2 separate regions of the Homo sapiens genome follow, and region 1 is linked to region 2. Evidence: chromatin loops called from intact Hi-C (ENCODE). Cell type or tissue: heart left ventricle. All regions are shown on one strand. Links, peaks and the distances in the headings refer to the core of each region. The heading gives the core; the rest is flanking DNA. Region 1 has its middle 12 kb from the start of PIWIL4-AS1. Region 2 overlaps PIWIL4-AS1 (PIWIL4 antisense RNA 1).

Region 1 (16,478 bases), core at 3,134-11,133, 96 kb before region 2:
AAAGGGGAAGCCTTCTCCAAGGAGATATGTAAGTAAAGACCTAAAAGACAGGAAGGTTTGGCCACATAAAGGAGGCAGGAAGAGCATTCCAGGCCAAGCCAATATCATGTGCAAAGATCTTGTGGCAGAAAAATTCTCAGAAAGTTCCAGGAACTTAAAGGAGGCAAAGGAAGTATAGTCCCTGCAGGTACCCTGTGCTGAGGATGCAGGGATGGCCCAGGAAAGCTCTTTAGGAATGTTACTTGTCTCCTTTACCTGGGTGTCTGGGAATGGCCCCTTTCTATTCAACCTATGTGATGTAAGGTATATACAATAGGGGTTTCAAATTAAATAGAGGAGAGAAAGAGAAATCAGAAAATGGCCAGTTTGGGATAAACAACAATAAAAAGATTAAATGGAAACAACCTGAAAGTAAACTCCACAGTCTATGTATTTGATTACAATATCTACCCAAAAGATGCAGCCTCTTTAGAGCTTTAACTGAGTCCTGTTGAAAACAGGAGAAGACTCAGAATCTTCAGTGCCATTAGGGCAGTAGTTCTTAAACTTTAGCTGTATCAGTATCACCTGAAGGGCTTGCTAAAACACAGATTGCAGGGCCCCGCTCCAGAGTTTCTGATTTGGTAGGCCTGGATGGGGCCCAAGAATTTGCATTGGCAACAAATTATCTGATTGTGCTGATGCTGCTTGTCCATGGACCACACTTTGAGAACCACTGGTTTAGGATATTTGAGGGCCTATATTTCTATGCATTCAGAATTTCAACCTAAATAAGGAAACAGGCACATGATATTGTACAAGAAGAAAGATCATAATCCAGTTTTCTATGTTGAACTGGCACATATGGAGTGTCTCCTCTGAACCAGATGATTTCATTCATTATCTCATTCCATCAGTATGGCAGATATTATTACCCATGTGTTACCCATGTGGACTGGAGGCTAGGCGAGGTCCTGTGAATTACCTGAGATCACATGGCTAATAAGTGACAGAGCCAAGATTCAAGATTCAAGTCTGGTTTTTGCAGAGCTCTTGCCCTTTTTTTTTTTTTTTTTGCACCTAAAAGATGAAAAACTTCACTCTGCGTCAAGGTATCTGGAAAATGAAGCTGCATTTGGGGCACATTATAGATGAGGAATGATCCATATATGGTGAGCAGAAAACTCAACTATAGAATTATTTCTTAGCTAGTACCAGATACTCCAAACTACAAATGCTTAAGTAAAAGTAAAATATGATTTGCCATACTAAAAGTCTAGAAGTGAAATATGACAGAATTTAAACCAGCAGATATAAATGCAGCACCTATGTGTATATTTTTAAAAAATCAAATATTGAGGAAAAAAATCAAATATTGAGAAAAGCTCTGGCCTTAAACACATCTCACCTGAAATCCAACCAGAAAGCCAGTCCATGATTTTAGCAAATTTTAATTCATTGTATGAAAAAAAAATTATGAATGCTAGGTGAATCCAGTGACAAAAAGGGCACTTTTTTGGTTAAAACTACAAAAGAAACTTGTTTTCTGAGAACATTAAGGAAAACATTTTAAGTCATTTTCAAAATGTCTAATTGATATGATCTTCAGAAAAAAACATATCTAATCCGTATAGAAATTCATCTTGAAATAAGAATGAGGCAGAGTGTTTTTTTTAAAGTGTTATGTATATATATGCCCTTCAGGTCAGTGTAACATGACTGTGATCATCTTACAAACAAAACTCAAAATCAATTCAGAGAGCAGCGTGGCCTTGGAGACCACCCACAGTCAACACAGTTGTACATACTGGGCTTTGCTGTCAAGTTAAGGAGTGAGCAAATGAGTTCAGTATCAAAGGTCATGTTTTCACAGTCATTCAAATTATATCCCAAAAATTTCTTGTATTCTCTACTTTTTGACTTTTCTTTCAAAGAACTGATTGCAGAGTATACGGAAATCCTGCTATACTTTATGTACTACTTTAGGTGGGGTATAATTTCTTTTTAATTTATCATTGCTTAAAAATCTTCAAAATAGCTTAGTGAGGCTCATGACAGTGCTGGCCACATGGAGATGTAGCCTTTTGTTGCCTTTAAACACTGTCACGCCATCTATGACTATCCCATTGGTCTGAAGTGTACTGGCAAACTAAGCATCCTGTAAGACAAGCTAAAGCTTGCTTTTTGCCAATCAGTTGAACGTCCTGCATCTCTTCACTGATGCACTTTCTCTAGGCATTGATAGTCAAAAGCACAAAGCATTTATTACGCATTCAATCATGTAGCTAAACAAAACACTGAAGTCTCCTGAAGCCATTTAAACCAGCCGTTCCAAAACCTCCTGCCACCACTTTGATCTGTTAGTACCATCAAAAACTTTCCCAACTATAAATGAAATAATAAATGGTAGTGCTGCTCTCCAGACATTAGGCACTGCTCCATATCTTTGAACATTTGATTTTTTAGCTAATAACTGTGTCAAAAGCCTCAAAAAACCCTGAAATTAATTTGAAATTAATTAAATGAAATTAACAGAGCCAAGATTCAAGTCTGTTTTTGCAGAACTCTTGCCTTTTTTGTTTTTTTGAGATGGAGTCTCACTCTATTGCCCAGGCTGGAGTGCAATGGCACAGTCTTGGCTCACTGCAACTTCTGCCTCCCTGGTTCAAGTTATTCTCCTGTCTTATCCTTCCAAGTAGCTGGGATTGCAGGCATGCGCCACCATGCTCAGCTAATTTTTGTATTTTTGGTAGAGACGGGGTTTCACCATGTTGGTCAGGCTGGTCTTGAACTCCTGACCTCAGGTGATCCATCTGCCTCAGCCTACCAAAGTGCTGGGATTACAGGTGTGAGAAGCTCTTGCTCTTAACTACTATTTTATGTTGCCTCCCATCTCATGGGTACAAGAAAGATGTTTCTTGACTCCAGACCTTACTTCCCGACTGGAAAGCACTCTGAGGCCTGCCCCATTGTGGTTAGTGATGAATCTAGACAGTTTTCACAGACTCCTGGGGACTCTTAGTGGCCTGAATTTGCTACTAAGCTGTTCCCTTTTCTTATAGGAGACAGTAAGATCTATTTATTAAGCCTCCATGTAAGCATTATTCTCAGCATGTTACAGGCACTCTCTCTTTTTAAACCACCAGAGGTGGTTTCCTCTCTGTGGGAAGCAGTTACAGATTTTAAAACACAGACTTAGCAGCCAGATGGGCCTGGAATCACCCCTCCTCTGCCACTTAGTAGTCCTATGATATTGGCTGAACGACTTAACTTCTGTAAAGCCGTTTTTCCTCATTTCATAAGCGGTGGTTACAATAGTATCCACCTCACAGGACTGTGAGAAATTCATGAGTAAATTACATGTAAAGCTCTTAGTCCAGTGCTTAACTTGCAGCAGGTGTTCTAGAAATATTAACTATTATTAACCTGTTAGCCATTTTCTTACCAAATATGGTCATTTTCGTGGAGTTTTAATTATTGCTGTGCTAGACTGTGCTAGACACATAGTTTCTTTTTGTTTATATTTCCTGAGTTTTGGGCAGATCCAGGAAACATGAATAATTATCATCTTGATTTGAGCTCCCCATCCCCCCACCCCAACAAATAGGAAAAATATTTCAAGATACCAAAATAGACAAAACAGAAAAAAAAAAATGGGCTAGGTTAGGTATTTTAGGTAAATTAGTAATTATAACTATACCCAAATGAATATTAATTAACTGATTGATATAAACTCAGGCAGGGGAGTTGAAATCAAGAGGTCTAATGGTCCCACAATGCCACGTATTGGCCAAGTTATATGTGAGGTGATGTGCTCATGTCTCAGTGCCAAATTTTAAGTGAAATGTTTCTCAGCTAGAAAGCACTCAGAAGGTGTTGAGCAGGATGGGAGTGGATGGGGAAACTCGGCCATATCTAGTGTAGAAAAGAGAAGATTAAGACATAATAATAATGACAACCTTCAAATATTTCAAAATCTTTTAGAAAGAAATGAGGAATAGACTTATTCTGTATTTGCTCTGTAACACTATATAGCAATAATGTTTTTCAAACAGTAGTTGGTCACCCAATTGTGGGTCATGAAATCAGTTTAACGGGGTCCTGACCCGCATTTTAAATAAATGAAATAGAATATAATAGGAAATACCAGATGCAGCCGAATAAGAGTAATAGCTATTCCATGAAATTCTGTTTAATTATATTTATATTTGTATTTGTGTTTGTGGGTCTAAACATAAAATATATCCTTATGTTGGGTCATAATAATGATACAGGAGGAGGGCAGGGAAGTGCTGGGTAGAGAAGGGCGGGGTCCCTGGCAAGGGCTCCATCCTCGGGCCTGTGCCCACAAACCTAAATGAGGACAGGCATTTCTGTTTTTGCACCCAAAAAGCTGCTTTTGGCCTGCCACGCCCCCCATCCTGTGCCCATAAAAACCCGAGACCCTAGCGGGCACAGACACAAGCGGCTGGACGTTGAGAGGAGCAGAAGAGCACACCACCAGACACCATCCAACACTGCAGGCCATCGACAGCGGAATTTGGTTGGGGGCAGTCAGAGGAGAGTCTGGCTGCTGAGCAGCCTGACTCCAGCGGAAGGTCACATTCCAACTCCATCCCCTTTCTGGTTTCCCGTCCACCTCATTCAGAGCTACCTCCACCACTCAATAAAACCTTGCACCCATCCTCCAAGCCCACGTGTGATCCAATTTTTCTGGTACAATAGGGCAAGAACTCAGGATACAGAAAGCCCTCTGTCCTTGGGATAAGGCAGAGGGTCTAACTGAGCTGATGAACACAAGCGGCCTGCAGACAGCAAAACTGAAAGAGCACACTGTAACACACACCCACTGGGGCTTCGGGAGCTGTAAACAGTCAACCCTAGATGCTGCCGTGGGCTTGGAGCCCAAAAACGCTCCCCACAACCTGCCTGTCTGCATGCGGCCTCTAGGAGTTTGAGCAGCGAGGCACTGAAGAAGCGAGCCACGCCCCTGTCGCAGGCCCTGTGACGGGGATATGGGAACTCCTCCCATTTCAGTAAAATAAATGTTGGAAAGCTCTAGAAGGCAAAACATGGACAACTGTGTGTAAGAAACAGTAAGTCAGGTTTCAGCTCTCTATAAAGAAATCGTTATAATAATGATCACTGTGTAACAATAGACCAGGTTTTCTCAGGAAGCAGGAGCTCCTCCCCCACTCATACAACACCTGCTCAGAAGATGTTCTAGCAGAGGCTGAGTGATGGTGCATTAAGGAGGACGGCATTGGGTATTCCCTCCTATGAGGACACTAAGATGCTCTGACTCTCCAAAATGGAGTCGATCAGACATGAGCTTCTGCTAAAAGAAAGAATGGAAGAAAATCAAAACCTTAACATTCAGACCCCAGAAGCCATATAACCAGTCCAGGAGTAGGCAGTCTTCTGTGTTTATATATTGAGCACAGTGAAGCACGCATCAAATCCCTGAAGTTGTTCAGGATTTCTACTGTAGGAAGGGTTAATTTCAAGCATCCATTTTCTAACTGAGGTGATAAAATAATATGCATAGCAGCAATCAAGTCTCATCGATGTAAGCACCTAAATGGAGTCAAGTGGCAACTGAATACCTGGTGACATGGAACTGAGTCACCATTTATCACACCTACTAAGAGCAAGCCAAAATCCAATGCAAAGAGCAGAGCATCCCCAGATGTTGCTCCCACACCTAGGGCTGCCAGATGAAACACCAGTTGGATCTGAATTCAAATTATCTGTTTATCTGAAGATAAACAACAAAATATTTTAGTATTATGTGTCCAAAATATTGTAGTGGACATACTTATACTAAAAAAAATATTCACTGTTTATCTGAAATTCAAATTTGACTGGGTCTCCTGTGTTTTATTTCCTAAGTCTGGCAAATACCAACCTACCTACACTAGGTTATATCCCTAAAATTCCTTTAGTGGAGCCCTTAGTCTCTCATTTGGTAAACAGTGTGGAATGTCAGCTATAAGAAGCTGATAGTAGTAAAAAGCAATACTGATAAGGATGGAAAAAGGAGTGAAATGCAAGTGAGCATGGTGTAACAGCTTTGTCCCACTGAATACTACTGAGCCAAATTTAAGGACCTCTTAAGAGTAAGCAAAACAGACACTGTGAGGCATGAGGGTGTGGACAGCATTTGAGGAAGGAGATAACAAGGTTACAGTCCCACTTCGGAGCGTTCCCATGCTAAATCTGGGTTTGTATGGGAGAGAAGATTCAGCTTCATTCTTCTGCACTTTATTATTCAGCATTTGGTCACAGGGACCCCAGAGGAAGAGCTCACAATGGCTGCCGCCAGCTGTTCTGAGGCATACATGATGCCGTTCGGGTCACACTGTGATGGATGGATCTCATCTGGAAAGCCAGCCTGGCCTCTCCTTGACCTCCATGACTGAGTCGGGTTCCTCTTCTCTGGGGTCCCATGTCCCCCTTGCAGTCACCATATAATAACAACAATAATTGAAATTGCTCATAGAGTGCCAAATATGTGCTGGGCACTCTACATATATTATCTCACTTAACCCCTTCCAATAACCCTATGAAGTAGATATTTGCCTTCCCATATCACAGATGAGGAAACTGAAGTCCACAGGGGTTAGATCACTTGCCCAAGGTCATGCAGCCCATCAGTGCCCACTGGCCTGAAGGAGCTAGAACTCCACGTTGTAAATGTTCCTGTTAATAGATCTTTCTTCCCAATTAAGTTACCAGTTCTTTGAGGGAAGGACTGTGTCTCACTCACCTTCACATGCCTGAGCCTAGCTTGCAGTGTGTGGCAAGTTGTAGGCAGTATTGTGAGTGAGTCAAGCTAAGGTTTTGTAGTTAAACATACCTAGTCACAAATTAGGGTTCTGCCAAGAATCTGTTATTGAGAATCAGGAGTTTGGGTTCTAGTGACTTGCTCTGGAACTGAAGATGGTGGTTAGGAATCCTAGCAATAGAGAAGAACAGGGCTGGGTTTAAGCCCTGGCCCTACCACTTACCAGGTATGATTTGGCAAGTTATTTAACTTGTCTTAGCTTCAGTTCTCCATCTGAAAGATGAGGGAAGTAATAGTACCTGTCTTACAGGATTGTTTTAAGATGACTGACATAATGTTATAATCTAACACATGAAAAGCACTCAATAAATATTAGCTCTTTTTATTATAATGCATTTAATAAAGCTATTTGTAATTTATTTTCTTTTTCTATCTTTTTTCAATGTCAGCAAATGAATTAAGAGAGTAGAAACAAAATGGACTTCAGGGTAAGAAGCCATACTTGAGAGTGACAAGGCAAGGAGGGGAAGACAGGAAAAAAAAAAAAAAAAAAAGCAGGAAAGCAGTAGGATGAGAATAATATTTATTAGATGCTAGTCATTTTCAGGCACTATTCTAAATGATTTAAATGTGCTAATTCTTTTGATCCTAATCACCCGCCTACAAGATGGGAGGGGAACCAGTGGAGGGGGAGGTAGCCGGTGTTCACCTGAAGTTAACCCCCACCACAGCCAGACAGCGACATAAAACTGCCTGCCACACTCCTTAGTTCACAGCAAATACTCAGTCTGGAGTTGCCGTTTGAATTTGAGGGAAAATGACTTTTAGAGCTAGCAGGTAAATATTTTTATAAAAGGAGCCTAAAGTCTAACTCTCTGGCTGACCAACCACAAGAGCAACAATAATGGACATTTATTCATGGTCAACAGACAGTAAACAGCAAACCCTTGGGAGACAGACAAAGGAGCCCTGGCAGGTTTACAGATCCCAGCAGTAGACTATTGTACCCCACCCCACCGGCCCCAAACCCTGTATTTTCCACAGGATTCATTCCAGACCAGGTTTTGTACCCACATGTCCCTTCTGTGTTTTCTTAAGAACCTAAAGTTTCCAAAAGCTATTGACTGTTAGACAGCAACCTGAAAGCAGTCTCAGTGTCCACTCTTCCCAGTAATCTTTTAAAAAATCCCTGAGAAAAGGTTAATAAGTCTTACCATCAGGTGATCAGTAATCTTGTCCACTCTAGATTTGGGGGTACAAAGGTCACAGGGGGAAGAGAATTAAGCAGAAATAAATGTTTATACATATTTGACATTAACATAACCACACATATGTGCCATGGGGATAAATGTTCATAAGCAGGGGTCCTGTAAGGAGTGTATTTCCGCAGGCAGCAGGCAGCAAGAGACAGCAAACCATCCCTGAACATGTTTTCCCCATTTTGCCAAGGAACATTCTTTTTTTATCCCCTTTTATAATCTGACCTATTCCATTTTCTGGCAGAGAGCCCTAGGAAGGCAAGCACTGCCTTTTCTGTCCATATTCCAATATAAGATGGAAAAAGGAGGAGGGAGCAAGAGGAGGTGAGTGGGGGCTGAGGAGGGTGCAACTGACTTAGGAAAACAGAGACAGAAATGGAGGAGGGAAAGAAGAGAGTGAGAAAAGGAGAGAAACTGGAAAGGAGAGGGGGTGAGCAGGAGAGAGAGAGCAAACCATGAATATCAAATTAATTTAATGTGTCCACACTGGGCAAAACTGATTTGAGGAGTGTGAGAGTAATAAAAAACAAACAGGATAAATTCCACAATGATCATCCGGCAAGAATGTGCCCCAGAAACCATAATCATAGTATCCTTGAACAAATCACACTAGTAATTTATACACTCTTTAGACTCCCTTAGTGCTTAACAACTGATGAAATATCGTTTCTGGGGAGTCACGCTTGTGTTTAATTTTCAGGAATGAATGGCCACTCTTCCATTTATTTCTAGTAGAAACATCTTTTTGGCAGGGAAAATGCCCTTCCCATTTTCCTATGTGTGTGTGTGCGTGTGTGCACGTGTGTGTGTGTGTGTGTGTGTGCTGTGTGAATGCATGTGAGCATATATATGTTTTATCCCATTACTCCAGATCTCTTTCCTTGATCTTTTTTTTTTTTTTAGCCAAAGCAGATAACCATTTATCTTCAGAATTTATTGTCATTTTCCCCCTTCCTACTCCATTCTCTCTCCCAACTAGAATACCCTGAAATAAAACTCACTTCCTGAGCAATGTGTAATATCACTTTGCAAACCAATATTAGGGGAGTGGTGATCAATTTTACATTCAAGTTTGAGTCCACCTGCCCTGAATCGTCCTTTTGTATTCTCCTTAGGCTTCTACCGCCTCGCCCCAAATTGTGCTGCTGCAAAGGTTTCGTTTCTTTTAGAAATAGTATCAGCACTATTGGGAAACCAGGGGAGATTTCGTGTCCCAGGGACTCTGCTGCAATACATAGGAATGAATGGATGGAAAGGGCAGAAAGGGCAGGAAATAAATGAAGGAAGCAAAGAGGAGTTTTTATGGTTGTTGTTTCAGATCAATATTCAGATAATATTGATCATTATTTGGTGGTCTAAAAAATAAAAAAAATATATATATATAGTTTTGAGTGCCTACCAGTCATCTTTTGTTCAAGAAATACGTACTGAATATCCATGTATTGTACTGCCTGTCCCTGTGCTGGATACTTTAACATATTTATTCAATTCCCAATACAGTCTCCCTAGGAGGAGACCAACTTGTACATTCTCCTTCCTAGAAAACCGAAACTGGCTCTGGAGCCAGAGATTAGATGTTGAATCTAATCTTTGCCTCTAGCCAAACGACTCTGGGCAGATCCTTTAACCTCTCTGAGCCTCTGTTTCCTCCTTTAGAAAATGAAAATAATTTCATCTGCTTCACTAAGTTGTTCTGAGAATGAAATAAACTAATGTGCCCAACAAGATTAATCATGGAAAAGACTGAGTTACTCAGATTTGGGGAAGTGTAACAACGCTGAACTATTTTGTGATTGTTTTGTTGGAATAGGAGGCCAAACCACACCCCCGTGGTAGGGTGAGGTTTCCTGTGAAGGGAATTGAATTTTCCACTGTCAATCATCCTGAGAAAAAGTTAGCTCTCAGAAGCTGTGTTCAGGGCTTGAGGAGGAGGATGGCAGGATACATAGGCTTCTAAAGGGTGGAGAGATCTAGGGTACATCACGGGAGCAAGGCAGGGGATAGGGACGCCCCTGTCAGTTGGAGGCCAGCTCAAGGCTACGCACACGTAGCCCACCCAATCCCAAAACCTAGGACAGGTGTAGGCTTGTGTCGCAATCAGGAGGACCTGGGCCCACTCAGAGAGTGCACAGGAGAGTAGCATTCTCATCCCTGCAGCCAGGAGAGAGTAGGACCCTGGGAAACCAGTCAGGCTCTCAAGTAAGCAAAGGCCAAGCCTCCAAGTTCTGGTGTGAGTAGGGGCAGCAGCAGCAACAGCCAGTGTCAAGTGGAGAAGAGAGGGCATGGAGCAATTATCACGGTGTTCACGGGTCTCAATATGGTGTTTCTGAATCCCAGCTCCCCTGACAAGACACTAGAGCAGCCAGAACTGACTCTGTGCATGCAAATAAGCACCACCTAAGGATTCCTGGACCATAAAACTGCAGGGTGGCCTTTAAAAAGACTCCATTTCTTAGTAAGATGGGCAGGCAAATGCTTGGAAATTGTTATATTTGGGGGTACCACTGTGGGTAACATGACCCAAGCCATAAGCTGAGTACAATGGTTATATGTATAAAGTACAAAGTGCCTGACACAGTAGGTGAATCTAGCCTGGTTCCTGTCTCCTTTTTCATCCCCATAAAAATGAGAGGGAGGAAACTTTACATTTGTCTTAGAACAGATTTGTTCAAAAGTCTTGAATCTCAACCCATCCTTCTGAAACAGGATAGGGAAGAGGAGATAAGTGACAGTATTATTTAACTTATATGCCAAATCTTTCAGAAAGCTTTGACCATACTTGGAGGTATCAGACAGAAAGACATTTAATGGTGGTTACTACAATCAGGCATTTCTCACATAATGCATTTAATCCTCACCACCATGGGCTGCGGTCAGTACTATTATTATCCCCATTGTATCAGTCAGCGTCCTATCAGGAAATAGATGGTATGTGCAAAAGGAGTGACTGAAGACAGTCTAATGAAGCAACTATTTACAAAAGGGTTAAAGGAAAACAGCAAATGATGATGAAGCACCCTGGGGCTAGTCACTATGAGGAGCTGCTACCATCCCTGTGATGGTTAGTTTTAGGTGTCGACATGACTGAATTCAGGGATACCTAGAGAGATGACAATGCATTATTTCTGGGTGTGTCTGTGAGGGTGTTTCCAGAAGAGGCTGGCATTTGAGTAGGTAGACTGAGTGGGGAAGATCTGCCTTCAATGTGGATAGGCACCATCCAATTGGCCGGGGGCCTGGATGGAACCAAAAGGGCTGAGGAAAGGCAAATCCTTGCTGTCTCTTCAAGAGCTGGGACGCTCTTCTTCTGCCCTTGGACATCAGAACTCCAGGTTGTTTGGGTTTTGAACTCCAGTACTCGCACCAGTGGTTACCCAGGTTCTCAGGCCTTTGGCCTTGGGCTGAGAGTTACATCATCATGTTCCATGGTTCTGAGGATTTCAGACTTGGACTGAGGCTCACCATGGCTTCCATGGTTCCCCAGCTTGCAGACAGCCTGTCACGGGACTTCTCACCCTCCATAATCACAAGAGCAGATTCCCCTAATAAATTCCCTCTCATCCAACTATACCTATATATATCCTATTTGTTCTGTCTCTCTGGAGAACCCTAATGCAACCCATAAGCTGGAAGAGGAAGTTATCAGAATCCAGCAAGACAAGATGCTATAAGAGAAGGCCATTCTATAGTTATGTGCAGCAGAATCACACAGCCATATTGTCCCACAGCTTGATGGGAAGGAAGTAGGTACACTGAGTTCTCTTTCTTACCACCCTCCTGTATCCTGCCAGTGCTTCTTATTGGTCAAATACAACAGGAATCCAGGTGATGCATTCCAAAAGGTAAGTGTTTCAGAGCACAGAGAAGAGTGATAAAGGATGGTAAGTGGGTCTGGAAAAGCATCAGAAAATAGTACATGATTTTAAAGTTTAGGAAAAGAAGATACAGATTAAGTAACTTGTCTATGGTCATAAAGCAAGTAAGAGGTGGAGCTAAAATTCATCACTCAGTATGGCTTGATACCCATGCTCTTAACCACTAAGATGTGCTTCCTATAACTTGTTAGGAAGATTGCTAGTCATCCAGCATCTCTTTCTCCCTGTACCCTACCCAGCTATTCTCTGATAATAGACTCCATCCTATCCCCACCCAGTTTTCCCAGTCTTCCTGGAACTGCGGGTAGCCACGTGACTAAAGTTCAGGCCAATGGAATATAAGTGAACACCATTAGATGTGTGCAGCTTTCAGGTTGTGCCCACCACTTTCCTTCTCCCTCGTCTATGGACTAGAATGCGGATGTGATAGTAGAAGCTGAAACAGTCACCTTGAACCACTGCATGGAAATTACTTTTGAGGATATAGTGCACCCTGAAGCCACCAGATCAGCACTGGACTGTTCATGCTCTAAGTTAAAAAGAAATAAACTTACATATTGTTTAAGTAACTGTCATTTTGGCCTTTGTTATAGCAGCCCAACCTATATCCTAAATAATACCAAGACCAAGCACCCACATGGCCCAAATGAGGCTCAGTCATAATGGTTTGAGCAATAAGAGAAATACGACTGGTATAGTCAGCTAGTGATCACCAATGTGTGTCTTCTCCTCTTTTTCCTGGCATATAACTAGACTACATTTTTCCACCCCACCCCATTCCATCTGGGTGAGGCTGTAAGACTAGTTCTTACCCTTGGAAAATGAGGAGAAGTGAGTATTTTGCCTCCAGGCTGAGGCAATCAAGGGTGAACATTCTTGCTCACCTGATTCACTTACCTGACAAATGGATGCAAACATCACTGAAAGAATCTGAGCCCCTAGAAGATGGTAAAGCCAGGAAACGGAAGAAGCCAGGGTCCTTAATGACACATGAAGCACAGCCCTCTGACAACTCTACATTTGACCATTGCACAAGCACGAAACGCAGTCTTCCTTGTGTTAAGCCACTGACACTGGGGTTTAGCCTATCCTGACTAAGGCATAAACACTGTGATCCAGAGCTGCAATCTCATCCCATATTTTTGGAGGACAAGGGGGTAGGAGGAGACTGGGAAATATTTAAGTTATTATTTTAAAGAAGTTATACAAATGTCATAATTTGTCCTAATAAGACCCAGCATACATCCTGCCTGAATGAGGAAGGCCAGAATAGCACAAGAAAACACTTTCTCCTTGCATATTGGCCCTCAGGGGAGTTAGCCCTGGTGGCTCCCAAGAATGCTATTCTCATGACACACTCCTCTCCTGGCACTCATAGGCCAGTTCACCAGGTCTGAGCAGAGACAGCACCAACTGAGCTCCTTGAGGCATGCCAGAGGGTCAAGCAACCCCAAAGGGCAACAAATTATGAAAGGTTAAGAAAACAAGGAACCAGTTTGCTTGTGGGTGGTGAGAGTGAGCTCCCCCACCTATTCTTTCTAAAGTCCAGATTTTCTAAAATAAGCACATACTGCTTTTATACTAAAAAACTAAAGTTTAAAAATTGGACTTTCAAAACTTCAAGTTTTAAGAAAGATAAAAAATAAGCTGGATAAGCCCCAGGAATAAACATAGGAGATAGAGGTCACAGAAGAAAGGATCCAGTCCTCAAGGCACTGTTACAACAAGCAGAAAGGCCAGTCTTAGAGATATACAACTGAAAAGATAAAGTGTCTCACGGGTCACACCCTCACTCCGTCATTCAACAAATATTTACTGAAGATTAACTTGTGCTGGGCACTGTGCTGGCTGCTAGATTTACAAAGAAGAATAAGGTGGCCACAGTGTAGCGCAGTTGTTCACAATCTTAGCTGCACATTGAAATCACTTGAGATGTGATTAAACCCAAGCAAACAAACAAAAAAACACAATAACATTGATGCTTGGGTCCACATGCCAGAGATGTGGATGTAATCATTCAGGATTGGGAACTGGTCTCAGGACTTATAAAAGCTCCTCCTGATTCTAATGTGCAGCCAAAATGGAAAACCACCAGGAGGACATGACACATGGGATTAGGGTTGAAGGCTAGATAGGAGCAAGCCAGGGGAGAAAGGGAGAAGGGGGAAGAGGGGCATCCAGGTGGAGGAAACCAAGCTGAATGTAGAGGATTGCCCCATAGTTCCATACAACTAGAATGTCATAGTGGGTATGAGTGATGCAGGTTATGGCGTTCCTCCTATGTCAAACCAAATATCTATCCTCCAGGTAGAGGAGAGTCAGTCAAGGTTATTCACAGGGCAGACATGGTCACATCTGGGTTCATCCAACTCTCCACACATCCTTTCTAACCCTCTCAGATGACCGTAACTTCTAGCTATGCATGGAACTACCGAAAGGCTATGGAAAGGTGTGGGCTTTGCCTCCTCAGAAAATGGTACCACCATCTCAAGAAAGAAAGCATATTTCTTGACACTCCATCATGACACTTCAATACAGCATTCATCCAGAGACACACCCCTTTCTCTACTGCCTTTTAAAAAATCCCCTTTTTGGTGACTTAATTTTATTATATGATCTTGCTGCAACACTGAGAATCAATCCCCCAAGGAGCCAATAGTTATTCATTTGCAGACTGATATAAAAATTCAAAGGTGGAATGGACTATCAATCATGAGGCAAAAAAGTAGTGGAACTATCACCAAAACCTCAGATGGAAAACCATTCCACATGTGGCTCCAGGGACGAATCACTAAATAATTCCACTGACCTAATCACCATTCCTGACTACCTCCTTTTGGAGACTAGGTAAGTTGTAGAGAAGCTTCCAGAAATAAAAACCGCTTGATTAGTAGGTGGGATAACTGGTAAAAGCTATTTTATCCTTCAATCTTGGGAAATAAGTATGTTTTAAATGAATAATAATAATAAAACAATAAAATAAAAGCACTTCCTGAATTCCAAGCACATTCAATACATGGACTTTACATACACCATTTACCATATCCACGCAAGGTCCCAGTTGAGTTGATTAAATAACTGAGGCTTAAAGCAGCTTAATCACCTGCCCAAGGTCACAAGAAACTGCAAGAGAATTCAAACTAAATTTTTAGGACTTCTGTGATGACACAACATAATAAAAAATATACATATATTTGGTTTTCATCCCTGGTTCTCAGCACAGAGCTCCTAAAACCCTTGAAATTTCCTGAGTGATAGAGGTGATAGGAGCATCTTTTTTTTATTCATAATAAATACCTTTTAACCATACCTGAGTTTATGCTAATGAGATAACTGGTGGCTGAAAGTCCTTAGCTTCAGGTTGGGGGCTGGTTGTGGGAAGAACCAACCATATTATTAAAAGGTTGGAATTCAATTAGAACACTTGGACACAGAGTGGGGAACATCACACACTGGGTCCTGTCGTGGGGTGGGGGGATGGGGGAGGGATAGCATTATGTCATAATGTCATAATGTATGGGGGATGGGGGAGGGATAGCATTGTGTCATAATGTAAATGACGAGTTAATGGGTGCAGCAAACCAACATGGTACATGTATACCTATGTAACAAACCTGCATGTTGTGCACATGTACCCTAGAACTTAAAGTATAAAAAAAAAAGTTTGTTAGCAGGTCAAGGAAAATAAAGATCAAGAGCCAAGGAAGGCATTCCCTGGGATAAAGATAATAAATTTCAACAAATCAACACTAAAAGTAACTTTATAATATTGATTTAAAAATTTAAAAAACCATATTTCTTCAATGCTAAGGTGTCATCTTTTCACATTTTAATATCATAGATATAATAGCTAACATTCATCTTGCACTTACTTTGTACCAGGTTCTGTTATGTGTGCTTTACATGTGCTGACTCATAGAATATGGGATATTTCATGGAGTGAAAAATTTCATCTTTTGCTCTCTGAAAAGTTGTTATTAAACCAATGTTACAAATTTAAACTCCATGACTGTTTAGAATCCAGGAACCATTGTAGGTGCAGAAATAAATAGTGCTTACAGATATACATTAACAAAAATTACATTGAGGAAAAAAAAAGTTGGAATTTCCAGCCCACCGACCTATTCTCCCCACTTCCCCACCTACTACCCCTCCACCCTGCCACACACATACCTGACCTCTGGGGAGGGGAAAGGGACTGGGGATTGAGTTAATCACCCATGGCCAATGATTCAATCAATCATGCCTAATGGAACATCCATAAAAACCCTAAATGAGGAGGTATGGAGAGTTTCTGACTTAGTGAACCTATCCATGTGCCAGGAGGGTGGTGCACCCCAACTCTAAAAGGACAGAAGCTCCTGTGCTTTGGACCCTTCCAGACTTCACCTTTTGCATCTCCTCATCCAGCTGTTCATTTATATCCTTTAAAATAACCTGGTAAACATAAGCATAGTGCTTCCCTGAGTTCTCTAAGCTATTAAAGTAAATTATAGAAACCAAAAGAAGGTTGTAGGAAGCCCTGATTTGTAGCCAAGTTAGACATAAGTGTGGGTAATATGTGGACCCACCACTTGC
Region 2 (16,478 bases), core at 4,209-12,208:
CAGCTCCTGCGAAGCTGTTCATGTAGACTTTAATGTGAGTGATGCCTCTCAGGGTTGACAATGCACAACCTGTGCAGCTGTCCATGACAGCACTGCTCACTGTTTCTTAACCATGTGTTTTTATGGTTACTATCAGAGCTCAGAATCTGACCTGTTGAACTGACCAAGCCTTTAGAGCCTGGTAATTCAACAGCCTTAATAGAGCAAGCACAGGCTTTGCATCAGCCTGACCTACGTGCTAATCCCGGAACCAGGCTAAGAAACCTAGGCAATTTCTTTTTGCTTGTGTGGAAATAATACTTACTATATGGGGTTGTTGTGAGGACAAAATTTCAAACATGGAGCTTATGTTACAAATAAAGAGAGTGAAGCCACTGAGGTTGAGGGCTGGCTTGAACATAGTGTTCTGACACCAAGTGGCATGTGATAGGTACTCAATAAATGCTTGATCAATTGAGGAAGCACATCAATAACAGGCCCTCGGGTGGTGATTCTGTGGGAATTTTATTTTACTTGTGTAATTGTGAATGTTTTCCAAATTCCCCACCATGAGTGTGAATTACTTTTATAATCAGAAGTTCAATAAGCATTATTAAATAAATGCAAGCAAAAAAGCAAGAGACACTAGTAACAGGCAGAGATGAATCTGACAGTATGAATTACTTATGAATTAGGAAACTGGAAGTGATTTGGAATCCTCCTTTGTTGCACTTTGGAACAAGTTCCTATTAGTTTCCCTCCACATGGCTATTTCTTGCCCCAAAGGAGTCCACAGTCTAGAGGAGGAAAGCCTGAAAAATCAATCTGTGTGATAAAGGGAGTCATTGTGAAAGCTACAGGGACAGAGGAAAGGCTGCCACCTGGCCTGGAAGGCTAGGGGCTGGTAGGTTAGAAAAGGCCCCACAGAGGCATGGACAATTAAGCCAAGCTGTGACTCATGACCAGGAGTTATCCTAGTGAAGGAGGGGCAGGTTACTGTGGGGTCAGCATGGCACATGCAGTGGCAGGGAGCTTGGCTGTTTGAACTGGACAAGTCATTAACCTCTCTTGGCCTCAACATTCTCTTCTGTAAAATGAAAGGGTTGGACCAGTTCTCTGGTTCTCAATCCTGATTACAAGTTACAATGATCTGGGGCATTTAAAAAAAAAAAACACCAAAGCCCAAGCCCCACCTTGTATCAATCAAATCAGAAGCACTAGGGGTGGGATCTAGGTGTTGGTATTTTTAAAGGGCTCCATGTGGTTATAACGTACAGCCAGAATTGTGGACCACTGGACTAGAAGTTTGCTAAGTTGCTTTCTGACTGTTCCTCTGACAGCATGTTTTGAGGTTGAGATAAACATCTTTAACTTTTTCACTAATGCAAATTTATCATTATAAAATAATGCTAAATTATTTAAATTATTTATTATAAAATAAACCAAAAGTAAATTGATTTCTTTAAGCCATTTACAATTAATGTGAGAGTGGTAGAAGAAAACAACAATGACAAAAGGATTAGAAGAGCAAGACAGAAATCTTGTTTCTATATGGAAGTTAACTGCTAGTCAGTTATTATATGAAAAGAAGATGGAAACCTGCTCACTCAGGAACATTCACCCCAAACTGCTCACTTCAAGGTTACATAGGTCTTCCACCAGGACCAGGGACTCGGCAGTTCATTGATCAAATGTAGAGACATAAGCCATAGTCTCCATCACAGTAACCAGGCCTGCCTCAAATGTGCACATGGATAGCTAACTGGTTATGTTAGTTTACTAGGGCTGCTGTAACAAAGTCCCACAAACTGAGTGGTTAAACACAGAATTTGTTCTCTCTTGCTTCTGGAGGCAGAAGTCTAGAATCAAGGTCTAAAAGCAAATCTAAAAGCAAGGCTGTGCTCTCTAGAATGGCTCTAGCAGAGGATCAGTTCCGTGCTTTCTCTTAGCTTCCAGTGTAGCCAGCGAGGCTTGGCATCCCTTGGCTTGTGGACACTTCACTCCCATCTCTGCCTCTGTCACCACATGGTGTTTCCCCCATGTGTCTTCACATTGTCTTCCTTCTGTGTATATCGGAGTTTGTGTCTCTTCTCTTCTTATAAGGACGCCAGTCATATTTGATTAGGACCCACCCTAATGACCTCATCTTAACTTAATTACATCTGCAAAGATCTTATTTCCAATATGGTCACGCTTACAGGTACTGAGGGTTAGGTCTCAACATATCTTTTTGGAGGGCATACCTCAATTCATAACTCTGGCCTACTTAAGCAATTTGGTGAAGGCCTTGGGCAGTTCAGAAAATCATCAAAGGAATTGTTGACCTGAAATACCTGATCTTTGAATTGACCAATGAAGCAAGATGATGAACTGACTAGGCACATTTTCAGTTTTCATAGCTGATAGGGTGATTATTTTTATTTATTTACTTTTTAAAAGTTCTCTTAAAAATTATTTCAATAGCTTTGGGGGTACAAGTGGTTTTTTGCAAGAGTGATTAAAGAACAAGAATGCAACAATGATAACAGAAATCTGACCCAGCTTGGTATGTGAAAAATCCAGACTTCCAAGGTGGAAAAATTATAGGAGGATTATTTCCCATATTTACATATTTACTCCCATTATTACAGAGGAGTGCTTTGATTTATGAAAATGTTTTTCTGCTTAGTCATAGACCAATATTTAGACATCACTTTATACTTTATACATCATTTTCATATATATCCAGATAATCTTCTCAATAACCCTATGAGTTAGATACCATGAACCCGTTTTACGGAAGGGGTGAGGAGGCTCCTTAGAAATGGGAGAACTGGGGCTCTGCACAGCCCAGCACACAGCAGGAGCTCTCTTTGCCCCCCAAACCCCCTCTCAGGGTCCTTTGAAGAGTAAGCTCTCCTCATGCATTCTACATTCATGAATTTAGGGAATGTTGATCTGCAGCTTTTTGGGGAAGATATTTACTGTGTAAAACAAAACTTACCTCTGCTTGTGGCCAACTCTAAAGCACTATAAAGAAAAATTGGGTTATTTTTAAGAAAAGAGAAAAGGGCTTAGAAATTTTTACTCAGATCTTGATGAATTTAGTCTTCCATCAATAGTCTTGGTGACAGACAATATCTGTTGTCACCACCACCTAATGCTGTTCCCTCGGGTCCCCAGGCAATTACTGACTCCTCCCACTATTTAAAGCAGCAGACTGGTGATTTTCTATTGACATTCGAAAGTAAAATTGGCATGAGGTCAGTTTGTTTTCTCTGACTAATTTGGAAAGATGTCACATTTGAAAAAAAATTTCATTAAGAATGAGCTTTCCATTTGGGAAACCAGTATCACAAAAGAGCCTGTGACAATGATGCTGTTCTTAAATTATTTCTCACATTTTCTTGCACCTTACTCACTTCAGTGAAGGTATTCATAACACATATGATAGAAGTCCAGAATCATATACATGCTTTAAGGACCAGACTTCACGACATCCTGCTGTAATGTTAGACAAATACTTTTTGAGTATCCAATGTCTCCTAGGTGGGAGACACACAGTAAATAAAACAGAGCAAAATCCTTGCTGTCTTTAGAAGAGAAGAGAGACGATAAGCCTACTAAATAAATAATATATGATATATCAGTAGGCAAGGATGTGGGGTGCAAAAATCACATAGGACCTTATAAGTTGATGTAAGGACTTTGGCTTCTACTCTGAGAAATATGGCGATTTTTAACAATGGAGGTCTTAAGAGGTTTTTGAACAAAGAAGTGACATGATCTATGTTTTGAAAGCACCACTTTGACTGCTGTTTTGAGAATAGACAGTAGGGTTTGTGGGTTTGTGGGTTTGTGGCAAGTGTTGAAAAAAAGAAAATGAATTAGGATGTGCTTGTATAGTCCAGGAGAGACATGAGGTTTATTTGATCTAGGGTAGCAATGGTGAAAAGTGGCTATATTCTACAGAGATGTTGAAGTTAGAGCTAACAGAATTTCCTGGAAGATTGGATGTGAAGCATAAGGGAAAGAAAGGAGTTAAGGAAGACTCCAGGGTTTTTGTCTAAGCAACTGGAAGGATAGAGTTGTCATCAACTAAGCTGTACAAAGCTGAAAATGAGGTTTGAAGGAGAAGATAGAACGTTGGAGACATTTCACATTTGAGACGTCTATTAGATCATCTACATGGATATTGCTGTTTGGAGTTCACGGACATTGTCAGCATATAGGGAAAAATTAAGCCTGGAGACTGGGATAAGACATCATCAAAGAAGAATATAGAGACAGAGAGTAGACCAAGGGAGGCCCTAAGTACTCTGGCATGTAGAGGCTGGAGAGATAAGGAAGAACCAGCAAAGGGGACCGAGAAAGAGACTCCAGTGAGGCGGGAGGAGAACCAGGCAACCACGGTGGCCCAGAAACACAAAAGAAAGAAATGGGATCCACTCTGCCCAAAGACGTGGAGTCTGTGGATTGCTTTTCAAGTTTAGTGATGGGAGGCCATAGAAGAATAGGTTTTCAACATTTAGGGCTGTGCCTAAAGATCTGTGTCCAGAAAATTTGTCATGAGACCATCAAGAATTCCTGAATTTGCAAATTCTTCTCTAACAATTTTCCCCACTGTTTAATTTATTCAAAACCATTTAAAAGCTAAGAGTAATCACATTTTAAAAATGTCTTCATAGTCTTTATCCCTTTTCACCAACTTCCGAAATCACCAGTGCTACTTGAGTTCTCTTATTCTCTATTTCATTCTGTCAGGTTAGAATCTGTGTTTGAGTCCTAACTTCACTTGCTAGCTGTATAAATGTGGGAAAATTTCATCTCTTAAGTGTCAATTTCCTTACCTCTAAAAATGGGAATTGTAATAAGCACTCATAGCAATTTTGTGGGGGTTAAATGAGAAGATATTTGTGCAGCGTTAATTAGGTAACATTGTAGGGGTAAACCAAGTGTTTCATCCCTCCATGAGATTGCTGCCCACATGACCACAAGCACAGAGGACAAATCACACTGAGAGGCAGATGCTGGATGGTTGACTAAGTTCCCTCAACAACTATTGACCACTTCCTAGAAACCTACCTCCCAGCAGATGTAATCCAAACTGGAGTCCTACAAAATTACCAAATTTTTATATGTAATGGATGTTCCATTTGCTTGATAATATTTGGAATTTAAACCTGCAAATGCTAATAAGGGCCAACTACATTGGTTATAGTGAGTGCATGAAGGAGCAGGTAGGGAAAGGAGGGGTGTAGTAATTAATTCTGCTTGAGTAGGTCTTCCCAGAAGACCCTTAGATTTAGTCTTGATGACTTAAGAAAGAAAAATAAAACTAAAAAAAAGTATTCCAGGTCAAGGGAACAGTGTGTACAAATGTACAGTCTTTAAAGAACATGTTCTTTATAGGTAAACAGTTCAGTAGGACCAGAGTCAAGGGTCACAGGGTCAGGGGAGGGAGTCGGGGAGTGGGTAATGAGCACAGAATTGAAGCTGGAGAAGGCAGGGATCACATCAGTGAGGTCCCATGGGTTGTGCTAAGCGGGTGAATATTTTCCTGAATGGAAGTGACTACAGTCTCTGAATGGCTTTATGTAGGAAGTGGCATGGCCAGGTTTATATTTTAGTGCTATTGCTTGGACAGCCAAATGGAAGACAGTCTAGAGAGGAGAGAACAGTGGGACGAAAGGCTGCTGACATCATATCCAGTTCCTTCTGTTTGACACATTTCATTTCTCTCCAATCTCCAGAGATATTATGCAAATATTCTTCTATTATATACTTTAAAAAATTATCAGTTCAAATGTTATCACTCTATTATCTATCATATTGTTTATGTTCTTCACAGACAACCCTGAAATTATCCTAAGGGATTTCCTTTGCCTTCTTCATTAGTATTCCAGTGATATCTCCAAGAGTTCTAAATAATGGTTGCAACTTCTCCAAACTCAGCAACTCCAATCTGGAGTAGTAGATGCCACGATGGATACCTCCCCCCTACCAGCCCCCATCTTCTGCCTATCACTGGGGATCCCTGGGTGAGCACAGGCCATATGAGCTGAGTACTAGATTAAAGATCTTCCAATTAAGCCTTGCCCATACTCTGAACCCCAAGAAGTGTCCTTTTGGGGGACCTTGATTTTCCCTCTGGTATAACTAAGACCCTCAAAAGGACTCTCCTTGGGATTCAGAGTATAATAATTTTGAGATAATTCCTCCTAAAATGAGCTTGTGTGATGTAAACAGCAGCCATTTTGGAGTTTGTGTGCCGGCTCAGAGGTCTGCCCTACTTTCTGGCACCTTCTTTTGGTTCTTGAGAGGCAAAGCTGCTTCTCCCCACCTGCTCCTGCTGCCTCTTCCTCAGCACACAGCTGCTGAGAGCAAACATTCACTGTCCTTGGCCTAATAAATGACTTGAGTCTCTCGACCTTCTATTGAAAGTCAACTCACTTCATTCACACCCCAGCATTCTTCCTATCAAATCTCATGCATGTTCTAGTTCACTTGTAATTAGCAAAATGTACGACCTTCTCCAGAGACCCCCACAGCCTGTTTACAGTCTCCTCCCAGAGGCCTCTCAGAAGCTGGCAATGTTGTTAGTAGCCACTTCTCACACACTTAAACTTGCTGAGATTTCAAGCTTCTCAAGACTCCTTTCTCCCAAGAATTTCAATATTTGGTTTCCTTTGAATATCTTATGGAAGTGCTACCTTGATTACTTTTCCAGTTCCCAGAACCTTCCACAATTACGTGGAGTAATAGAATCACCAAACTGACTTCTAGCAGTCCTTGTGTCTTTTCTGCCTCTGGGCGGGACAATAAAGGCACAAAGTATTTTTCCAAGAACAATAGGACACAATACCTGGCAAGGCACAAAACGTGTATGCGCATGGCTGAGAATGGCCTGGGAACCCATACAACATAAGCAATTAATAGAGACAGGCACACAGTCTTCTCTGGGGATCTGGGGCTGAGCCAAGGAGGAACTGCTGCACAATTAGTGCATTTCCAGGTACGTTTTTTTTTTTTTAGGAGGGAATAAGACAAAGTTTTTTTCTTTGTCTTTCTCAGAATACTGTATCTGAAAATACAGAAAAAGATTATAGATAAAGACCAACTTCTGGCTAATACTAAGACTAGCCAATTCATCTTGATATTTGCCTTAAGTTCTTACTAATGATCCTAGAAAAATAAGATGTAGTTGACAACAAATACAGCAAAGTTAACATCATTAAAAACAGGATATTTGTAAATTTTCAAGTATGTGATTAGTAGCTGGCCTTATTGAGCCAAGGTTTGGCGCTAACCAGAGCGAGAGACCGAGGAGCTGAACATAACCAGGCTTTCTCGCTGGGCACTCAGACTGTCTTGCTCTTTAAATATCTAAAGCTCTTGATAAAGCACATAGAATTTATCCCCATTCAAGTATAAACAAATAGCAACAACCTAAAATATGTATCTGTTTTTGAACAAGGATCAAAACTAGCTAAAAGTAGACTCACTGAATAATGGCAAGGGGGAATTTGGGACAGTGTGTCCCATGCACTGCAAATCAAAAATAAATCATGAAAAGTTGCCCGTGGCTCTCTCCTGCTGTGAGCCAGGTAAGGTGAGGACTGTTTAGAGTTCCAACCGCTTATGATTCCCTGAACACTGTTTCACACTTCCCTCATCCTTCTGTTGAACCCTACTGTTCTCACCTCAGACCCACCTCAGACATTTCCCTCCCTGTCTCCCTGCACAGTTAATCAGGCACCCCTCCTCTGTGTGACCTCTGATCCTAGAATACATCTCTACTGCTGTACTCTGCACGCTATTTCATAATTTGCTTGTTCACATGCCTGCTCCCTCCATTAGCCCACAAGCTCTTTAACAGGAGTTTGGACCCTGCAAGACTGGTACAGGGTAAATGTTCAGAAAATACCTGTGATCTTTAATGGAATCAAAAATTGGTAGTGTCACTGGTAGAAGGTGTCCAGGTTCTTGGCGCCTCAAACAAAGAATTGGACAAAACACTCAAACAGAACGAGGAAAGCAAAAGCGGGAATTTATTGAGAATAAAAGTACACGCCACAGTGTGGGAGCGACCCGAGTGTAGACGCTCAAGAGCCCCACTTACGGAATTTTCTGGAGTTTCAATACTCTAGAGGTTTCCCATTGGTTACTTGGCGAATGTTCTATGTAAATGAGGAGAACGAAGTGCAGTCAGAGTCATTGACTCGGAATGCGCCCTACTGTAAATGGAGAGGATGTTACTTGGTGTGTGATCTATGTAAATGGAGAGGATGAAAGTGAAGTTACAAAGTGGAAATAGCATTAATGGAGAGGAAGAAGTTACAAAGCCATTCACATTCCTGTCATTGCTGAGGAGCTTTCATTTAATTCAGTTCTAGGAAGTCAGCGTGGATTGGCCTCAAGTACCCTGCCTGCATGCCCTATTCTCTTGCCTCATCTCCCCCGTGAAAGCTGTGATCCCCATAAATCTTTATGGGAAGCAGAGGGACCAATGGTCTTTCTTCTGTAACTGCTTCCTGCTGACTTGGGGTGTAGTCCCTACCTATTGGGGATCACACAACTTTCACCCTGCTCTGTTTAGTGAAGGTAGGGAAGATCCTTGATGGCCTGGGGTGGTGTCTTCACCTGGAGTGGCTGGCACCCTTGTCACACAGCTCGATGATCTCTAGGTGAGAGGAAATACTTTAGGTTAAAAGATTTAATGGGAACCTTGGGGTGGATACTTATGCCATCAGGAATATTTGTCATAGAAATGTATTTTTTAAATTCTGTTTAATTATTACAAAGGAAGTGATTTTTATCTATTTGGAAGAAGGCAATTAAACTGCAAAGATAAAAATGGCTACTATTTTCCAGCCCACAGTAACTATGCAACAAAGACACCAAAGAAAGTTGGTAGGCATTTACTTATCTTTTGGCTATCTTTTAAACAGGTACTTCAGGTCCTCCACTGGTTCACAGGTGTACTGGCTGATGGGAACTTCAGGTTCCTGGTCTGGAGCTTCTGGTATTGATGGTTTGATCCTTGAAAGATGTATCCAGCTATCTAATACTAGTACTTTGACCACAGAAGACGTGGCCAGTATTACTGAAAAAAGTCCCTTCTATTGGGGTTGTAATTGTTGGGCAGGTGATCCCTCATTCCATGTTTTAACAAGTACCCTATCTCCTGGCCTGATTTTGGGTTGCTGGTTAGTTCCAAGTGTGAGGAGCCTTTGAATTCCAAACTCTTGTAAACCCGCTGGAATTGTTCTGGGTTGACTAGGTATTTAATTACACCAACTCTTTCTGGGTCAATAATTAAATCATTAGTTAAGAATGGCCTTCTGTATAACATTTTATATGGGCTTCTGTTAATTTTTGAGCTAGGGGTATTACAAATTCTTAAAAGGGCTGTGAGCAATAAGCTAACCCAAGTTTCTGATGTTTCCTGACATAGTTTAGCTAGTGCTTATTTTAGAGTTTGGTTAACCCTTTCCACTTTTCCAGAGGATTGGGGCCTCCAGGCTGAATGTAAATAGTATTTTATTCCAAGAGCCTTAGCAACCCCTTGAGTTATTTGGGAGATAAAGGATTAGCCATTATCACTTTGGAGACCCTGAGGTAACCCAAACTGGGGAATTATTTCTTTTAAGAGGACCTTAGAACCTCATTAGCCTTTTCTGGGGTAACCTTTGACCCAACCTAAAAGTATCTATTAGTATTAACAAAAGCTTGTATCCTCTGCAAGCTGGCATATGGATGACGTCTAACTGCCAGTCTTCCCCTGGATAAGTTCCCCTCCTTTGGACTGGTTTTATTAGAGGGGGCATTTTGATGCCTGGATTGTTAAATGCACACAGTGAGCAGGCTTGACAGACCTGCTTAGCCATTGAAGCTGAGTTAAACCCAGTAAAGAACTTGTTTACCATGGCCAGAGCCGCATCCCTCCCCACATGGAAAGAGTCATGCAGGGCTTTTATAACTCTCCACTGGGCTGCCTGAGGGAGATATATTTTTGGCTCCATATGCCACCAGGATCCTTGTTTTTGTCTCCCTTGCTTTTTTTATTAGCTGTTCTTCCTGTGGTGTGTATTTGGGTTCTACTGGGGAATTGTAGAAAGGAAGCAGTGCTAGGATCTGTTGGGATTGCACGCTGAGGGCTTTTGCTTTGGCTTCCGTCAGCCTTTCCATTCCCTTGTGCTATAGGGGTTAAGTCCCTTTGATGCCCCCTACAATGAATGATAGCTATGGCCTTTGGCAGGTGTATTGCCTTCAATAGCTGCAGAATTTCAGGTCCATGCTCTATAGGGGAGTGCTTGCTAGTAAGTAATCCCCTTTCTTTCCTGATGGCGGTATGAGCATGAACCACAAGGAATGCATATTTAGAATCTGTATAGATGTTAAGTTTTTTCCCTTGTCCCAACATTAATGCTTGAGTAAGATCAATGATTTTAGCCTTTTGTGCTGATGTGCCAGGGGGCACTGGCTGGGCTTCAATAATTGTGTCATGATTTACTGCTGCATATCCAGCTCTGTGCTCCCCATTCGACAAAGAACTACTGCCGTCTGTGAGCCGGTCAGCTTCAGAATCTGGGAGAGCCTCATCTTTTAAATCAGGCTGGCTAACATATGTATGTGCAATGACCTGCTCACAGGAATGATCAATTATTGGGCCTGTGGGCAGCAATGAAGCTGGATTTAAAGTGTTGCAGGTTTTAAGAGTTATATCTGGATTGTCTAGGAGCATGGGCTGGTATTTAGTTAACATTTCCCCTGTCATCCAGATGTGTCCCTTTATTTCTAAGACTAACTTTACCTGATGGAGCGTTAGAACTTCCAGTGGTTGCCCTAGGGTGATTTTAGTGGCTTCCTCCACTAACAGCAGTGGCTGCTATTGCCCGCAGGCAACTTGGCCATCCTGAGGCCACTCCGTCCAACTTTTTTGAGAAGTAGGCGGTTGGTCTGGGTTCTGATCCTAATTTCTGGGCTAGCACTCCCACAGCTATGCCCCTCTTCTCTGCTACATACAAGGAGAAGGCCTTAATTAGGTCTGGGATACCAAGAGCAGGAGCCTGGGTGAGAACCTGTTTTAACTTGGCAAAGGCTTTCCTCATTTCCGGGGTCCATTCCATTAGCTCATTTTCAGGCCCCCTTGTTGCTTCATATAGGGGCTTTGCTATGAGCCCAAAATTTGGTACTCATATTCTCCAAAGCCCGGCCATCCCCAAAAAGGAACAAAGCTGCTGCTTGGAGGTGGGTCAGGGTGGGGGCTGGGGGTGGTGCACGCGGCCAAACCACATATAGCTTGCACTCCTTCTGGGGATATTTGCCGGGTTCCGGGTGTTAAGACATATCCTAAATAGTGGACCCATTGGAGGGTAATCTGAGCCTTCTTTTTGGACACTTTGTATCCTCTGTCTGCCAGGAAATTCAAAGTTTTTATAGTATTTTGGTCAGAAACCTCCTAGGTTGGGCTACACACAAGGTCATCCCCATACTGAAGAATACCTCCATTTTCTAACTTGAAATCCCTCAGATCCCGCTCTAATGCTCAGGCAAAGAAGTGGGGGCTATCCCGAAAGCCCTGAGGAAGCACTGTCCAAGTGTATTGTTTTTATCTGGTATTAGGATTTTCCCATTCGAAAGCAAAAAGGTACTGGGGGGCTCGGGGCCAGAGGAATGGAGAAGAAAGGTCTAGGACTGAGAACCATTTTGCATGCCCTGGCACCTGAGCCAGGAGGGCATATGGATCTGCCACCAATGGGTGGACGGGGATAACAGCCTCATTCATTATTCTGAGGTTCTGTACTAGCTGGTATTCCCCCCAGGCTTGAGAACAGGTAAGATGGGGGTATTGCAGGGAGAATTGCAGGGTTTTAAGAGTCCATGGGTAAGTAATATCTCAACTATGGGAGCTAGACCTTTGCTTGCTTCCTGTTCAACTGGGTATTGTTTTCCATTGGGAAAATGGCTGGGGTCTTTAAGCTGTATTTTGACTGGCACTGCTGTTTTAGCCTTCCCTGGGTTTCCAGTATACCATGCCAGTGGGTTAACCTGTTTATTGACATGGTCTGGGACATTGCCTTATTTCTTACTATTAGCAGTTTCACCTGCTAATATTGCTTAAATTGCAGTAGTGTCACTATTTTCACCATAATATCTCTTTCCCACAGGGGAATTGGGCAGCTTGGTACTACTAAAAATTCCTGTTGGAAGATTTGTTTCTCAAATTGACAAACCAAAGGAGGAGTAAGAATCTTGTTTGTGGCTTCCCTTCCATCCAATATCACTCATGGACCGGGAGGAAAGTTTTCCTGCATAAGCAGTTGTACAGAATAATTCACCTTGGTATCACATAAAAACTGAATTTGGGTGGCCATGATGTCCAGAGTTACCCAGGGTTCCTCAGTAGTAATTACAATGTTCCTAGACGGGGCAGTGAGGAAGGCCCCAGGCCCCTTCAGTCTTCATCTGATTCCTCCTTGTGCACTGCCAGAGTTTTGACTGACTGAGCCCCTTGGTGGGAGCAGGGACAGTCAATTCTCCAGGGCCAGGAGCCACAACTGGTGCTTTTACATTGACGGCAGGGGACTGGCGGGGGCTTAGTGGATTCCTGTGCCCAATCGCACTTTTATTGCATTTGAAGCAAGAGCCTTTGCTGGCATTATCCTTATGGCCCTTTGAGTTTCCCTTGGACAATCTTTGTGCATTTAGGGCATCACCAGTGATGGCTAACATAATTTTGGCTTGCCGTTTTTCTTTACTCTGTTTCCCTTCTCCTTCCTCCAGGTCACGATTGTTATACACCATGAAGGCAGTACCAAGAAGCTGATTTTGGTTAGTTTGTGGCCCCATGTGTAGCTTTTGGAGCTTACGTCTAATGTCTGGTGTGGATTGGCTAATGAAACGTTGTGCCATTAATAACTTGCCTTCAGGAGAGGAAGGGACCAAATTAGTATATATTTTTTAAAGGCTTCCCGCAGCCTGCCGTAAAACACAGCTGGGTTTTCCTCCCTGCCTTGTGTAATCTGCCTTACTTTATCATAATTTACTGCCTTAGTTATTCCCTTTCTCATTCCTCCAAGAGCCTCAAGAAATTTAGCCCAGTTGTTCCTTCCTGCGGGGGTGTCTTGGTCTCAATTAGGATGCGTAGTGGGAACTGTGGCTGGGCCTGGGTGACTGCCTTTACGGTTTTGGGTGAATAATTCGTCCACTTCTCGGAGGGCAGCCTCAAAGATTCGTTCCTTTTCCGAGGAGGTGCAACAGGTTGCTAGAGTGAATTGAACGTCTCTCCATGAGAGATCAAAGGCTAAGGTCAAAGTTTGGAACCCATCTGCAAACTTCCCGGAATCCTCAGAATAGCTTCCTAGCTTTTCCTTACATTGTTGTATATCAATCATAGAGAAGGGGACCCACACTAGGATTGGCCCCTCAGCCCCTGCTATTTCTCTGAGAGTAGCAGGGCTGGATAGAGAGTTGAATACAGTGTTCCCCTCCAAGTGTGAGGGGGACTTAGTAGGGTTCCCCATGTTTGCCCCTGGGTTTCAGCCTCAGGAGCACTTGGTGAGGGGTTATATGGGGACAGTCACTGCTCACTCTGAGAGACAGGTATCCCTTGTAAAAGGGGGTTCATCTATAATATCTAGTTCTGCCCCAGAACTTTCCTTCGGGGGATGGGTTCTGGGAGTTTCCTAGATTCTTAGGTCTTCGTATAGGGTCATGTAGGCCTGTATATGTGGGACTTCTGACCATTTGCCCTGCCTCTTGTAAAATAGGTCTAGATACAGGATGGTATCATAATTAAGGCTACCATTGACTGCCCATTGTTCCGGATTGGGCAGCTCATAATTGTGTCAAACAATATTGCAGTAAAAAATCATATGCCTTTTCTTTAGATTGTTAGGGTCAAATTCATCCCAATGGTGGAGGATGTAGCCAAGCGGTGAATCGGGTGGAATAGATAGGAAGTTGTCCACAGTGACACCAGGTAGAATAGACAGGAAGTTGCCCATAGTGGTCTGGAAAAGAGAAGAGGACTTTGAAAAGTGGAGGGTTTATTAGGTGACCCAAATTTTACCCGGGGCATTCCCCTGGAAAAATTCTGGGCCCAGCACGGGGTCCCTGAGGGCTTCCCCCTTAAGGGTCTGACTTAGTCTGTTGCACATCTCCAACCTTAGATGGGTGCCGGCACCACTTTGGAATGGTTCCCTCCTCCACTGAGGACCTACTGTTAACTTTTCCTTGAGGATTTTCTATCCCAGTTAAAGCAACCCTTTAACTCTATAAATTTGGGCAGTAAACCTACACGTCAGTTCCTGCATAAATCCCCTTTGTTAATTTCCCTAATTCTCACAATTTATGACATATCTGAACCCTCTATCTTGTCCTTAGACAGCTGAATGGAGGAAGGGAAGAATTTGGCATGAGGAAAGAAGGTTTAAGTTGTCTGAAACATGTGTGAGTTCACCCTGGATGAGCTGCCACAGCAATTGCGTCACATGTTGGGATGAGGAACTCTAACCGGAGAGATAGAAAAAAGTCCTTCCCCCTTCTGGGCAGGGCAGCCATCCCTTTTCGTTTCTTGGCCTTCAGAAGGCACCCGAGAGTGGCCCCGGCCAGCTGTCCTCAATTAACCGGGAGCTACTAGGAGTAGCTGAAAGACCGAAACAGGAAAAAGAAAAATAACTCAGTAAAAGGGAGAAAGGAATAGGACTCAGAAAAACAAAACCAAGGAAAAGGACTCAGGTTGCCCACCCAGCCGGGTGGTGGTGGTCAGATGCGTCACATGGAAACCTGTAGGTTTCACCAGAGAGTGGCCCTGGCTGGAAACTTGCAGTTGTCTCTATGTTTAGGCGCTGATCACGGAGGGTCCCAAGTTGGAAAGGAAAAAGAGAGAGAAAAAGGTTTCCCTGTATGTAAAAGGGGAAAGAAAAATAAATCCCAAACTTTGGGCCTACCTTGTCTCCAGGCTGGCTCGCCAAAATATATGTTACCAGTAGAAGGTGTTCAGGTTCTTGGCATCTCAAATGAAGAAGTTGACAAAATGCACAAATGAGGCAAGGAAAGCAAAAGCAGGGATTTATTGAGAATAAAAGTACACGCCACAGTGTGGGAACAGCCCAATCATAGAGGCTCAAGAGCCCGGCTTACAGAATTTTCTGGGGTTTTAATGCTCTAGAGGTTTCCCGTTGGTCACTTGGTGAATATTCTATGTAAATGAAGTGAATAAAGTGAAGTCACAGAGTCATTTACTCAGAATGTGCCCTACTGTAAATGGAGAGGATGTTAGTTGGTGTGTGATCTATGTAAATGGAGAGGATGAAAGTGAAGTTACAAAGTGGAAATGGTATGAATGGAGAGGATGAAGGGAATTTACAAAACCATTCACATTCCTGTCATTGCTAAGGTGCTTTCATTTGATTTAGTAAAGTCAGTGTGGATTGGCTTTATGTTCCCTGCCTCCAGGCCCTAGTCTCCTGCCTCAGTAGAGCCCTCAAATCTCTCAGGGTGGGTCTACTCAGGCTAAGTTTGTCTGAAAACTATTTCTCAAGCTGATTTTTTGGTTGTTTTTGAAAACTCATTGAGTTATTTATTTTATTTATTTATATATTTATTTTTTGAGACACAGTCTTGCTCTGTCACCCAGGCTGGAGTGCAGTGGCACAATCTCGGCTCATTGCAACCTCCACCTCCTGGGTTTAAGCAATTCTCCTGCCTCAGCCTCCCGAGTAGCTGGAATTACAGATCCCCACCACCATGCCTGGCTAATTTTTGTATTTTTAGTAGAGACAGGGTTTTACCATGTTGGCCAGGCTGGTCTCGAACTTCTGATCTCAGGTGATCCACCTGCCTTGGCCTCCAAAAGTGCTGGGATTACAGGCATGAGCCACCATGCCTGGCCGAGTTATTTATTTTAGAATAGGATAAATGACTCCTGCTTTGCAGATAAATATCAGAGCAGTAATCGCACACAGCCTGAAGCTGCCATATTTTATTCTGACCTACTTCATAATGACTCTTAATTGCTCTGAAAAAAATATTCTTCCTTATTTATTCTGAACTGGCTTTTAGGGGTTGCATTTGGACAGGGGAAGAGTAGATCTTATCATTCAGGCCCTGCCAGACAGCAATTCCTGTTTCTGAGAGCACTTACCTTCTCCAGTCTGGCTTGCAACTCAGCCAAGCTAGATCTAAGGAGCTTCCTTTCCTAGATGAGCTTCCTTCTCCTAGGTCTTTGCTTTTATGTCTCACCCACTAGTCTCTATGTTTGTATCTTAATGCCTCTTTAAGTATCTCACATCACCTTACAAAACGATTAGTGCATTATAGATTCAACAAATACTTAACTTTTCTGAAAATCCAGTTACTTGTTTTATGAGCCTCCAATTGCAAACTGAAATTATCTTCTCCATTATTGCTAATGACAGTGAAGAATTTTCCATTCAGCATCAAAGAGTCAAAAAATACCTAAAAACATTTTTCCTTGCATATAGCATATTGACAACATTGTCTCTCACACC

The links. A loop is a pair of places that touch in the nucleus more often than their neighbours do. Peaks named below come from ENCODE experiments on the same cell type or tissue, not always from the same donor. Only the 100,000 strongest peaks of a DNase experiment are listed, where the experiment ranks them.
Region 1: a loop joins it to region 2, with 2.4 times the contacts of the local background. A loop is called at or near these places in 3 of 110 quality-filtered maps.

The regions. Positions count from the first base shown.
Region 1 is chr11:94,744,149-94,760,626 of GRCh38, reverse strand. It overlaps a transcript of AMOTL1 not described here. Among named protein-coding and RNA genes, the nearest start is that of PIWIL4-AS1, 12 kb to the right of the region's middle. RefSeq lists a silencer at 9,490-9,784. In heart left ventricle, for the core only: no CTCF peak of the experiment used is centred there; no DNase peak of the experiment used is centred there; H3K4me3 peaks cover 579 bases; H3K27ac peaks cover 1,595 bases.
Region 2 is chr11:94,648,975-94,665,452 of GRCh38, reverse strand. The region is part of intron 4 of PIWIL4-AS1 (PIWIL4 antisense RNA 1); the gene reads left to right. It overlaps LINC02700 (long intergenic non-protein coding RNA 2700), which reads right to left. Exons shown (of 6, transcript NR_187352.1): 5 at 14,916-14,979; 6 at 7,985-13,976. Among named protein-coding and RNA genes, the nearest start is that of LINC02700, 19 kb to the right of the region's middle. RefSeq lists enhancers at 8,088-9,024, 15,105-15,680. In heart left ventricle, for the core only: no CTCF peak of the experiment used is centred there; no DNase peak of the experiment used is centred there; H3K27ac peaks cover 858 bases.